Linked DNA regions of Homo sapiens: regions 1 and 3 are each linked to region 2. A link is a contact called in ENCODE Hi-C data. All regions are on one chromosome and are shown on one strand. Each heading gives the region's core, a stretch centred on a gene start or an enhancer-like site at or near the end of the contact. The rest is flanking DNA. Distances are from core to core; before and after follow the strand shown.

Evidence for each region. Hi-C counts contacts between places; a loop is a spot of excess contacts on that map. Pooled maps may share reads with other maps.
Region 1: a loop to region 2 is called in a map of PC-3, with 6 times the contacts of the local background. The contact joins two enhancer-like sites. A Hi-C loop is called at or near these places in 2 of 168 maps with a recorded cell type or tissue (PC-3 and Panc1) and 4 of 50 pooled maps.
Region 3: a loop to region 2 is called in a map of PC-3, with 5 times the contacts of the local background. The contact joins the promoter of ABHD13 here to the enhancer-like site in region 2. A Hi-C loop is called at or near these places in 1 of 168 maps with a recorded cell type or tissue (PC-3).

What each region holds. Positions count from the first base shown.
Region 1 is chr13:108,153,196-108,157,501 of GRCh38, reverse strand. No RefSeq gene overlaps it. Among named protein-coding and RNA genes, the nearest start is that of LIG4, 60 kb to the left of the region's middle. Within about 2 kb of position 3,026, at least 4 of the 41 ENCODE cell types and tissues checked have a DNase peak (open chromatin) inside an H3K27ac peak, as active enhancers do.
Region 2 is chr13:107,882,503-107,886,382 of GRCh38, reverse strand. No RefSeq gene overlaps it. Among named protein-coding and RNA genes, the nearest start is that of NALF1, 17 kb to the right of the region's middle. Within about 2 kb of position 2,427, at least 2 of the 41 ENCODE cell types and tissues checked have a DNase peak (open chromatin) inside an H3K27ac peak, as active enhancers do; they include PC-3, where a contact is called at or near this core.
Region 3 is chr13:108,217,142-108,221,024 of GRCh38, reverse strand. ABHD13 (abhydrolase domain containing 13) reads right to left here and starts at 2,633. Exons shown (of 2, transcript NM_032859.3): 1 at 2,366-2,633. It also overlaps a transcript of LIG4 not described here. RefSeq lists a silencer at 2,111-2,350 and an enhancer at 2,631-2,960.

The DNA.
Region 1 (4,306 bases), core at 1,777-4,276, 270 kb before region 2:
TAGACTAGTCTTAGGTTAGAATATTCTGTAATATATAAGACAGAAATTTTAAAACTGTTTTTGAAGAATTCATTCCCTAGCTCAAAGAAGAATAAATTCAGATAGTTAACCGGAAGTCATATCTTGAGACTCTTAAGTGCATTAATAAGCATGTATTAACTATGACCTGGGTTCATTTTCTTAACATTTTTGAAATAATGTATAATTAATTGATTCCCAAATTCCTTCATGATTTTTTTTCTTAAGACTGAATTTACCACTTGAACTTCAGCATTTGAAAGTTCTGTAGATGTGATATGGTTCATGGATTGTTTACCTTAAAGGGGCCCAAGAAAGAGATTCAGGGCTCTGGTAATGGTGGGTGTGTGTGTGCATGTGTGTGAGTGTGTGAGAATGTGTGTGTGAGTATGTGTGAGTAGGTCTCTGTGTGTGAGTGTTAGTGTGTTTGTGTGAGTGTGCCTGTGTACGTAAATGTGTGCGTGTATGTGTATGTGTATGAGTCTGTAAGTGTGAGTGGGTCTGTGTGTGTATGTGACCGTGTCAGTGTGTATGTGTGTGTGTGTGGGGGGGGTCTGTGTGTGTATGTGTGTGTGTCTGTGTCTGAGACAGTGTGTTTCAGTGTGTGTGTGAGTGGGTCTGTGTGTGTATGTGACTGTGTGTGTGAGTGTGAGTGCATGTGTGTGTGTGCGTGTGTGTGATGGATATCAGGATTCTTCCGGAAAGAGCTTTGTAGCTTTCATATCACTCTCAGTGGGGTCCTTGACACTCAGTACATGAGCCTGATGCAGCGCAGTCCCTCAGTGGGGCTGAAGTGTGCTCAGACACACAACGCTTTAACACTACAACTAGAGGGAACTCCATATTTTCCCATCTGGTGTTCTTGGCCTAGTGTTCCTTCCAGACAGAGTCCAGCATTTAGTAATCTAGTGGTTATTAAGAGATTTGAGCTAATCACTGTCATAAATGACACTTATAAATGTGTCCTAACCCCCACCACTCGTGATTTTCCCCCTTCAGGGGACGGGCACTTCAACGTCTTTAAGTACTCATCTTATGAGAGATCTCGTATGTCCTAAGATCCTATTTGGAGTTAAGTACTCTTAAATCACGCAGAGTTACGTCTTCTATGCATCTTTTATAAAATTCGACCACATTATCTTCTGAGCTGTCATATGCATTTTTATCTCTGACTTTGGATCCAAGCTTAGAAATATTATCTAACAAAAACATGTCTCCCACTATAGAATCCCACACTCTGAAACATAAGTCTGATAACTAAGGCGAACTAATGAAAGATTTTTAAAATACATTTTATATTTTTCCTTAGTATTCTGAGATTATTAATTTTTAAAATCTCAGTGTCAGCTACTCTTTTATTCATTTTTAAAAATTTTATACTAAAGCCTTTCTAAATAAGAAATGGTTTACGATATCAATAATTTAAATTCCTTTTAATTTAAAAGAAAACCGATCTTTTAAATGCTGCGTTTATTTCACATTCTAGTTTCATTATGATGCCCCCTGAAGTGTGGATTTGTAACTAAGCGAGTGTCTATGGTCATTATCCTAAAAGCCGTGAAGCTCCTCATCACACTGGGGTCTTGCAGCCGACTATGTAGCTTTTCCAAGGGTCTTAAGATCACATGCAGTTATTAATAGTGCCACCTAGTGACAGAAATTGCTCAGATGGCTATTCTTTGAACGATTTGAATAATATATTTAGCTTTCTTTATTTTGCGTAAATATAAAATTATGTCAAACAACACAGCAATGTTAATCACATCCCGCGATGGGAACAATTCCTGATGGGTCCAGCAGGTGGCAGCATGTATCACGAAAGCACAGAATTGCCACTTAAAAAAAAAATCTGTGCCAAGGCTGCGCTCTCTTTTTTCATGTGACTGAGTTTTTCCACTCTTTAATGTAAAAGGAAATGTATATCTATGTTAAAGATAAAATAACTTTTCAGAATGGGGATAATATAGGGCACTAAGTCATAACGATAGGACTTTTACTGAGGACTAATTCCATACTTCCATTCTAAGTACCTAATACATATCATTGCGCACAGCACGCTTTGTGTTGATATTATGACTGTGCCCATTTTACAGACAAGAAAATTGAGGCAGGGACTTTGCCCGGGTTTTCACAGCTACTAGGTGAAGTAGGTGGGAGTTGAAACCAGACAGTCTGGTTCTAGTGTTGCTTAACTGTTGGAAATGTAAGGGATTAAAATTAAAAGTATTAGGAAAAATACTAGTTTTTAGAAAAGAGACCTGAATGTTAAACTTAATTCAAAACTATCTTTATTGTGTCCCTGAGTTCCACGGGCTCTATCTAACTTCAAGCTGATTGCCTCCTCTTAGCTGGATCTGCACTGTGACTAAATAACAGAACCCCACTACTGGGGAAGATGTTAGAGTTTACGGAATATTCATACTCATACTTTTTTCTTTGTGTGAACATTAGGAGGAGTAAAGACATTTAAAGATTGCCTTTTCTTCCATTTTTAAAATGTATTTACTGACAAATCTCCCAGTGTCCTCTCTCCCTGCAACTTTATTCTCACCCTGAAGTACTTGCTATTCTCTGAATACAGTTCTTACTTCAGTTCCTTCTTCGTATTTGTTTATCTTGTTTTCTAAACCTGGAGGCAGCTCATCTCTCCCTGTCCCCTTTCAATATTGGTCACTGGACTAATGTCAATATTGACCAAAGGAAAAGCAGCATGTGAGGGCAGGGACATAGGGGCAGGAGAGTGTCTGAGGGTCTTGTATAAATAACAGCATAGGTTTTAAAACCAGTGCAACAAAGCCTTCTCTTGCATTGTTAACTCTGTGGCGTAACATTTTTTTCCCAGCTAGATTATAAATTCCTTTGAGAGGTGAGGCCACATATGAGTTAACTTTCTGCACCTCCCAGCCTTATCTACTAATACTTCACATAGTACTTTCCTCCCAGCAGGAATTCAGTGACTGCTGTAGAGGGTGAAGTGGTGCAAAGTCCAGCTCAGTTGTGGTTTATCAAGCCTGAACTTAAGCACCACTCACCTTGTTTTTTAGCAGCTGTGGGCCAACAGGGAGGCTGGATAAGTGAAAATCAAGCAGAGATTCTTTTCCTAACTTTGGAGAGAGAGTAAACAGCTGCACGATATATGAAAAGAATAGCAAGGTGATAAAATTCACAGTTTACAAAATAAAGAATAAGCTCAGATATGCTCTGCAGGCCACTCTCAAGACCAAGAGGTAGTCCCCTTTCTTACCTATAGACTAGAAGAAAAATTAAAGCACACTCAAGCATAGGAGATCTGTCCATATGTAGCACAGGTAGGAAGATCAGTGAGCTCAGGAGAAACTATCTATTAAATGAGCTTCAGGAGGAAGGTAGGAACAGTAAATAATAGAGAGTAAGGCCCAAATCCTCTCACCCAGAACAGTTGGCTCTTAATCTTGGCAGACTCAATGCTCCCTGTTAATAATAAATATTTTATTTTATTTTATTTTTTGAGATAAAGTCTCACTCTGTCGCCAGGCTGGAGTGCAGTGGCGCGATCTCGGCTCACTGCAACTTCTGCCTCCTGGGTTCATGCGATTCTCCTGCCTCAGCCTCCCAAGTAGCTGGGATTACAGGGGCCTGCCACCACGCCTGGCTAATTTTTGTATTTTTAGTAAAGACAGGGCTTCACTATGTTGGCCTGGATGGTCTCGATCTCTTGACCTGGTGATCCACCCACTTTGGCCTCCCAAAGTGTTGAGATTACAGGCGTGAGCCACCACACCCAGCCAATAATAAAACGTGCTTTCTGTCATCTGTGGAATGAAATTTAAAGATAATATGAACTGCCTACATATATAACTTTTAAAAATCAGTATGAGTGCCTTAACTGTATATTGAAGGAAAAGTTGGAAAGTGATATATAATAAGGTACCATCCATTTTGACATGCTAGTCCTCAGAGCAGCTACACTTGAAGAGATACTAAAATGTCTTCTTGTTGTTGTAATTGTCTGCAGGTTCTTCCTGCACACTGCAAGGCAAAGCCAATTCACTGAGGCCATGGCATTGCAGTAAAGAAAAAGTTTAATTTGTGCAAGTCCAGCTAGGACTTGCAGGAGACAGAGTTATTACTCATATTACTCTCCCTGAAGGCTCAGAGGTTAAGGTTTTCCAAGGATAGTTTGGTGGGCAGGGGACTAGGGAATGAGTGCTGCTGATTGGTTGAGGATGCAATCATGAGGGTGTGGAAAATGGTCCTTGTGCCCTGAGTCCACCTCTGGGTAGAGTCCCAGGACCAGTTGAGTCATGAG
Region 2 (3,880 bases), core at 1,178-3,677:
TTGTGCTGTAGTTAGAAGCCTCAGACAATCCAATGAGGAGCTCTTGACTTGGGCAAGTCCATCAGAATTGCCCTAATTGAGGAAATGGGGCTAATCCTTCATTCCTTTACACTGACTGGTTATTTAATGGGGTATAACCTTGGGCAAGGAAGTTCGCCTTGAGTTATGGCAATTCCTAAGTAGGAGTTCAGCTGAATACTGAAAGTATCCAATGCTCCCTGCAGCCTGAAGAATTAGTGCCTCAGTCATGAAAAGAGTATATTTTAATAACACACTGAAAGCTAAATTCTGAAATGACATTTCTGTGTGCATAATTCTGAGAGTTTGTGGAGCAGATTTCTAGAATGTGCTCCTACAAATACCCCTGACTGTGATGTTATCAAACTAGCCTCTCTCACACTGCCACTAAGATCAAATGTCTAAAATGCAAAATCCGATTGTTATTTCAGAATTTTTCCAATTACTTTAGTGACATTCTCTTGTGTGCAGAGTAAAGTCTAAATATGGTGAAATAGGCATAGGCTTGTTTGTACAATCTAGCCTCCATTCTCCATTTCTTTGTAGAGAACCACACAACTTTAATTTGTCAGAGCCATGCTCGTTCATTTCTTATGCTTTAGCTATAGCACAATGATTATCACTTGTTGACAGCCCTGGTAAATGAGAAAATTTTACTCTTTCTCCAAATTTTACTCCATTAGAGAAATGGTTTAGAAATGGGCACTTCATCATATCAGAGTCAAGGAAATACAGTGGAACTTTGGCTGAGGCTGAAGTTGAGAGAGTATGAGGCTCAAGCACCTGTGATCAGGAGTCAGTCTGAGAACAGAGCCAGTGGAATAGAATGCAGAGCCAAGTGATAAGAATAAAAAGTGGCCTGAATCCCACAAATCTGAAGCCAGTAACTTTAGTTACATGAGTGAAAGAATCCCAATTGATACTGAATTTTAAATTGAGAATAGGGTTTTGAAGTAAGAGTAGTGATGATGTAAAATATGAGAGTGACTGCCTAAATCATGAAATTAGTTGGGGTATCTCTCGAGGTAGGCAATATCCGAAGACGGAAAGTTGGGAATTCTTGTGATTTGGAGGTACAGTAGACACTTGAGCACAACCTTGTGAATATTGAGTCCCAGAAATATACATCTAGGAGGGTATACACCTGGGAGGGTAAGCATTAAAAACATAGTAGAAAAAAGTCAGGATCTTACAGTCAACAGGAAGAAACATGTGCCAAGCTGATGTTGAAACTAGCCCATCTGACAACAGTGATGCCTCTGCTTTCAGCCTGTGATGGAAAAGAATCAGACCTCTAATAGTTGGGATATTTGCATGGTTAGAAAAAGCAAATCCCCAGTCCTAAGCTAAATGTAGAGAAAATACAGGCTAGAAGGAAAGGCAGAAGAAAAAGGCTAGAAGAAAAGCCAGCCATTGAAAGTAATGGTGAAAACCAGAATTACTTTTGCACCAACCTAATATTTTAGAACCTGAGAGAATCCTGTTTCTCAAGGCCAATCCTTAGCACCTCCTGTTATCCATCTCTACCAGATGGGGAATCAGTTGCCTTCATTGTTGGGATGCTGCTGGCATGGAGCCTGGGGGTCAGAGGAAGACCCATACCTCTTTACTTCATGCCATTGATTCATATTGCCCTGTTGTATGGGCTCAATTAAATGCCTCCAGTTCATGGGCCTGAGCATAGATACTTATGAGCAAAGAAATGGACATTCACCAGCCAGATTTCAAATTCAGAGATTACAACTGAGCAAGAGTTTTGGCTTTGGTCAATATCTTATGAAAATGACCAGAAAAAATACTAGCTTGGTAATACATTTATTTACTATTGTTTTGTATTTTCTCTAGATATTTATACATGCATCTATTACTTTTACTTTTGTCATTTTAGTTCTAGAATTTATGGTTGATTCAATTTTAGGGTTTCTCTGATACAACTTTTCATCATATTGAACACGCCAATTAAAAAGCATCTGAAATCTTATGCCCAATTTCTGGATCTTCTGTAGATTTGTTTTTATTGTTTGATTTTTCTCCAAAAATTCTGTTATGCTGTCTTTTGATAGACTTGATCATTTGCTTATTACATTCCAAATGATGATGTGAAACACTATAGAGATAATTTTAAAATCTAAGTGATGTTATATTTCTCATGGGAGGTTTTCGTTTGTACCAGGTAGCCAGTTAGGGTAGACACAGAGCACCACAATCTAATCAGGGATCAATCTGCTTCAAATTTAGGCTTCAGACCTTATAAAGGCCAGCCATTTTTCTAGTTCTCTTTCCATCTTCTACTCTGTAAATGTTTGAGGCTCCTGACTACACGCCTGAGATATTTACTGTGGTCTCTCCCTTTTGGTGGACCTGAGTCACTTCCCTTCCCCTCACTCCCACAGTTGCTTCTTTCAGTTTAGCTAGAAAGCCTCTTCACTGTTGCTCTGAATTGACAGGATCCTGAAGAGCAGTTTGGAATGTGGGACTTACCGTGGTGTGTCACAGCTGCCACAGAGATATATTTTATATTTTATTTGGCTTTCCAAGCTGGAAGAAGCCTGTCTTTCAACAATGGAAGTGGAAGTTTCTCCGCTTTTGATAAATGGCCGTTCGTGTTCCACAGTGCTGTGCTGGGTATGTTTGGGAGTAGTCAGGCTTGTTACTTATCTACAGTTGCCAGACCGTGAGAAGTCGCATCTGTACCCAATGTTATGGCATATCATTCAGAGATCCTGGACATGGAGGCAGACGTTGGGACTCCAAGATGAAAAAGTAGGTTATATTATTTTAATAAATACTCTTTTTTTCTTCTCACTATCCCCTTTCTCCTTGTGATTATAGTACCCCGTCTTTTTATTCCGGGTCTCCTCAACCCATGTAGTTTCTGCAAAGCTAACTTCACTGCTGGATTTCTGAATAAAACACATTCTCCAGACTAACCTCTTCAACATGTTCCATCCTCTTGGTCATGCTGATTGGTTCAAGGATGGACTCTAGGACCAAGCCGGATTCAGTAGGAGTAAGATACCTCAATTACAGGGACCTTATGTTCAACCTTGTATCTCCAGAAGCCACAACATGGACCTTAAAAACGAAGCCAGCACAGTGCTGAGGGAATTAGAGAGACTGAGTTAAATATAAATACACACAAAGCCAGCTCGGCTCCGTTCCTGGACGTTTTGGTAATAGAACACAAAATAATCATTTTTCTTTTCTGAAATTAGTTTTAAGCAACTTTTCTGTTATTTGCCAATAAATAGACCTACTTTACAGAGATTGTCTGTATTTGTAGAGGGGAGAGGGCAGCTTATGTAAACCTGTGTCTTTCGAAGGGGTTTAGATGACAAGGAGGATACATGGATGCTTGCCATTCATTGAGAGCTCTGCATCCATTCCCCCAATGCTGGTGATGGCCTCAGATTTTCACATGCAGGTCAACCACTCTTGCATTCAGCACACTCAGCCAGGGTGTGGATCAATCTCAGCTCCGGGTGTGGATCACATGAAGCAGCCTAAGCCACAGTGATTGGTTCAAGAGTAAGCACTTGGCTTAAGCCTTCCAACCACAGTGAAACTCGGGACTTTTGTGGGAGCTCCTGGAAGAGAATCTGTCATTTCTAATGGTCTTAAATTTTGAAGCATGTGGGATGGTGGCGGCTGACACAACCCTGCCATGTGAATGAAGCACCCACATGTAAGCAGAGCCAACACATCAGGAGACAGAACAGAGAGTTGGAAAATAACACTGGCAAAAAAAAAAAAAAAAAGACATTGTTTAATCCTGCATATCCAGCTATGTCTGAAAGAAAGCTTACCATGGGACTCTTCAGTTACATGAGTCAATACATTGATCTTTACTTAAGTCTATTTA
Region 3 (3,883 bases), core at 1,384-3,883, 330 kb before region 2:
AAAATGAGAGATTATTGTTACTATGGAAGCCAACCACAATTTGTTCTGAGATTATAAATATCTGAAATGTTTAAAACAAATCCACTAGCCTAAAACTGTAGTGATGTTAGACTGATAATGAAATTCACAAAGTTTCCAATTTATAAATGGGCAATGTTCTAAAACTTTACCTATAAACTAGATGGATGAAACTTAGAATATTTGTTTTGTATAAAACCAGTGTTATATAACATTGAGTATGTGAAAGTAAGTACAACTAGAAGCCTTACTAGAAGTATCTAGATTCTCAGGCTAGCTCATAAATGCATGTAGTCCCTGTACTGGAAATACTACATCTTTGCAAGGGATTTCAGCAGAATATACTGTTGTAGGAGTTCACACCATGTGAAACAGAAACATAAAATATAATAATGTATTACAAAATCTGTCATTTGAGGAAAAATATCTTACTTAGAAGAACTAGAGCATCTTTTAAGTCCACACGAAAAAAGGCTATTTAAAGGTCTTAAGACTTTCCTGGGGCAACTAAACAAGGATTAGAAAGATTTCAGAATCTGGGTAATACATTAAACAGAGAAACAGAAATAGATTCCCCTGAGATAAGTTATGAGAAGAGATCATGGGAAAATGTTAGATCCAACAGTTTCCTGCACCTATCACTAAGTTATATTGTTAGCCCAGGGCAATTTGGTTAGTAAACCCTCTTATCCACATGCCAAGAGGTCTTTGATGTGCCCAAGAAGAGGGCAGTGTGCCAAGGGCTACCTGTAGGTACCTGGCTTGCTTTAATCATTCCAAGTTAACTGTCAGTGGGAGGCAGTGTGGTGCAATGGAAAGGAGACAGTGTTTTGAGTCATGGTCTGTTAAGAGATAGGTAGCTTTTGCCAACTCACTTAGCCTCTCTAAATATATATTTCCTCGTATGTAAAAGGAGGATGAAAGATTAAATTGAACTACTGTTGAGATAAAATGTAATAGTGTGTTAAGTGCAGCTACTTCTATGAGACAAAATTTAAATTACTTAATTATGTACTATAGCAGAGTATGTGAAAGTAAGGACAACTAGAAGCCCTATTAGTCCTAGATCAAATAATGGATATGATTCCCTAGAGGTACCGTATCTGAACACAGGAAGTAATCAGAGCAATGCACTCTTTCTCTGTTAAAACCAAACTCAGGTAGTAGATCCTCTAGAAAGCTTTCCTTGGACCCCTATTCCCTCCTGCCACCCATTCCACATTCTGTAGTTTGTGCAAACTTACGTGGCAGAAGTTACTATTACAGCGTAATTAACCTGCTTACACAGGCTGTGAGTTCCTCGATGACAGAGACCTCGTCCTATTCAACTCTACATTTTCTGTACGCAGCAGTGCCTGATGCATAGTGGGCCTCTATTAACGATTATTTAATTGAGCAGCTGATGTCTTAGGTAGGATATCATGACATTAACACTAAATCGGCAATCAAGAAATCTTACACAGTAAAATAAAATTTGATATTTTAGTCAAAGACGAGTGATTTCCCTAAGCATGCATACAAATAAGTATTGATCCACGAACCCCCTCCCGTCAAAAGAGATCAGTGAAAAATCCAATATCAACACACAAAGCCAATATACTCATCTCTTTCTATCCAGTTACTATCACATAGTAAACATAAATAAGAGTTGTTAAATGGGGACGGACTTTTTTTTGGTTTCGATACCTTGGGTAGTAATACTAGTAATTCATTTTACTTAAATGTTGACTAAAATCTACAGCAAAATTGACTTCGATTGTATGGGGTGCTTTTTTGATGTTTCCTGAATAACCCCAGAACTTCCTGTCATGATATTCACAGGTCTAAACCTGTTACTGTCGTGATTAGATCGGGGCTCTCCCTCTCTCCAACCTAGTAGCTGGAATTATTCTATTTTACTTTTCATGTCTGTGTGGGAGGGTGGGGGAGCGGAGGGTTGGATTTTAGGGATCTTAGGTTTGTACACATTACTGGAAATACAATTGACATAGAACACTAAGATACGTTTTAGGTTCCAATTACAAAACGACACCCGGCGAGCCTCTGGCAATGCGCGCACCTTAGTTTCCAAAACAGGTATTTGGCTTCAGTTTGCTTCCCCTGGTGAGTGGTGAGCGGAGTCGGGGCGGCCGGCAGGGCTGCACCCCGGGCTGGTCCTCCACAACCCCCGGCGCTCGGCCCCCGCACGACCCCCAGGGGAAGCCGCACTAGCCCCGGGGCTCCCCCCACAGCCTCCCGGGAGGGTTTCGCGCCCGCCTGGAGGAGCCGGCGGCTCCCCGCGACCCTCCTAGAAGGAGCGGACCGGCGCTCGGGCCCCGCGGGCTCGGGGTCCCCGAGCCGCACTTACTCAGACTCGCGGACAGGCTGCGCAGTCGGCCGCGGGCACGAAACCGGGCGCCGCGCAGCAGCGTACCCCCGCGTCGCTTCCGTCGCTCCTCATCATCCTCCTCCAGCCCAGGGGCCGCTGCCGGCGCCACGGTCTAGCCCGGAGCTCCTGCTGCGAGCTGTGGCCCCACTTCCGGCCCCCGCTCGGGTGTCGCCGGCAAATGCCCCCGCCGGCTCCCACATAACCTGTTCTCCGTCTCCGCTCCCGGAGTGGGAACCCTGCCCGCTCTTCCGAGCATGCGCAGAAGCCGCTGCCAGTGAGCCCCCGCGACGGTGGCCCGGACGGAAAAGATACCTCGGCGGCGTGGGCCCGGCTCCCTGCTCCAGGACCTAGGGATCTTGGCCTTCCACCCTCCTCCGAGCACCAGGACTCCCTCCAGTTCCGTACCCGAGGCCTCCGTGGTGAAGAGGTGCCGGACCCGATGAGCTCGGGAGTCCACCATCGCTCTGCAAGCCGCAGGTTTGCGGAGCAATTTGTTCTGCCTGATAGGGTTGTTAAGGGTGTCGCAATGAGGTCCACGATTTAAAGCGCTTCCATAACTATTTTTCTCCTTTTACCTCTACGAGAGTGGACTGTCAAGGGCGAATGCAGGTTTTGTGAGGCCTGAACCTTGTGCCATTTGGAGAGCCCTTTTAAAGAAAAATAATGTAAAATTGTCTTATTTTTGCAAATTTTACCGAGGTACACGACCATGGGAACACCTCGTTAGGGCCCCTCTCAAGGCCTTGGAAGTGTTCGCAAAAATGGGCCCTTAAAACTTGGGCTTCATTAGCTTCGCTGTCAACCCCCCTGTGCACTGAAGTGTACACACTTGTTTACAGATGTGTGCCTCCCCTCCCTTGGGCTTTCCTTATTCTATGTCCCCTATTTTATATATACAGAGGATATTTCATAAATCTGTGGGTTTTTTTTTTTTTCCTTTTGAGATGGAGCCTCGCTCTTGTCGCCCAGGCTGGAGTGCAATGGCGTGATCTCGGCTCACTGCAACCTCCGCCTCCCTGGTTCAAGCGATTCTCTCGCCTCAGCCTCTGACCTAGCTGGGATTACAGGTGCCCGCCACCACGCCCCGCTACTTTTTGTTTTTGTTTTGTTGCTGTTTTGAGACGGAGTTTCGCTCTTGTTTCCCAGGCTGGAGTGCAATGGCAAGATCTCGGCTCACCGCAACCTCCCGCCTCCCGGGTTCAAGCGATTCTCCTGCCTCAGCCTCCGGAGTAGCTGGGATTACAGGCATGCGCCACCACGCCCAGCTAATTTTGTATTTTTCTTCAGTAGAGACGGGATTTCACCATGTTGGCCAGGCTGCTCTCAAACTCCCCACCTCTGGTGATCCACCCACCTCGGCCTCCCAAAGTGCTGGGATTACAGGCGTGAGCCACCAGGCCCGGCCTAATTTTTGTATTTTTTAGTAGAGACGGGGGTTCACCATGTTGGCCAGGCTGGTGTCAAACTCCTGACCTCAAGTGATCCGCTCACCTCAGC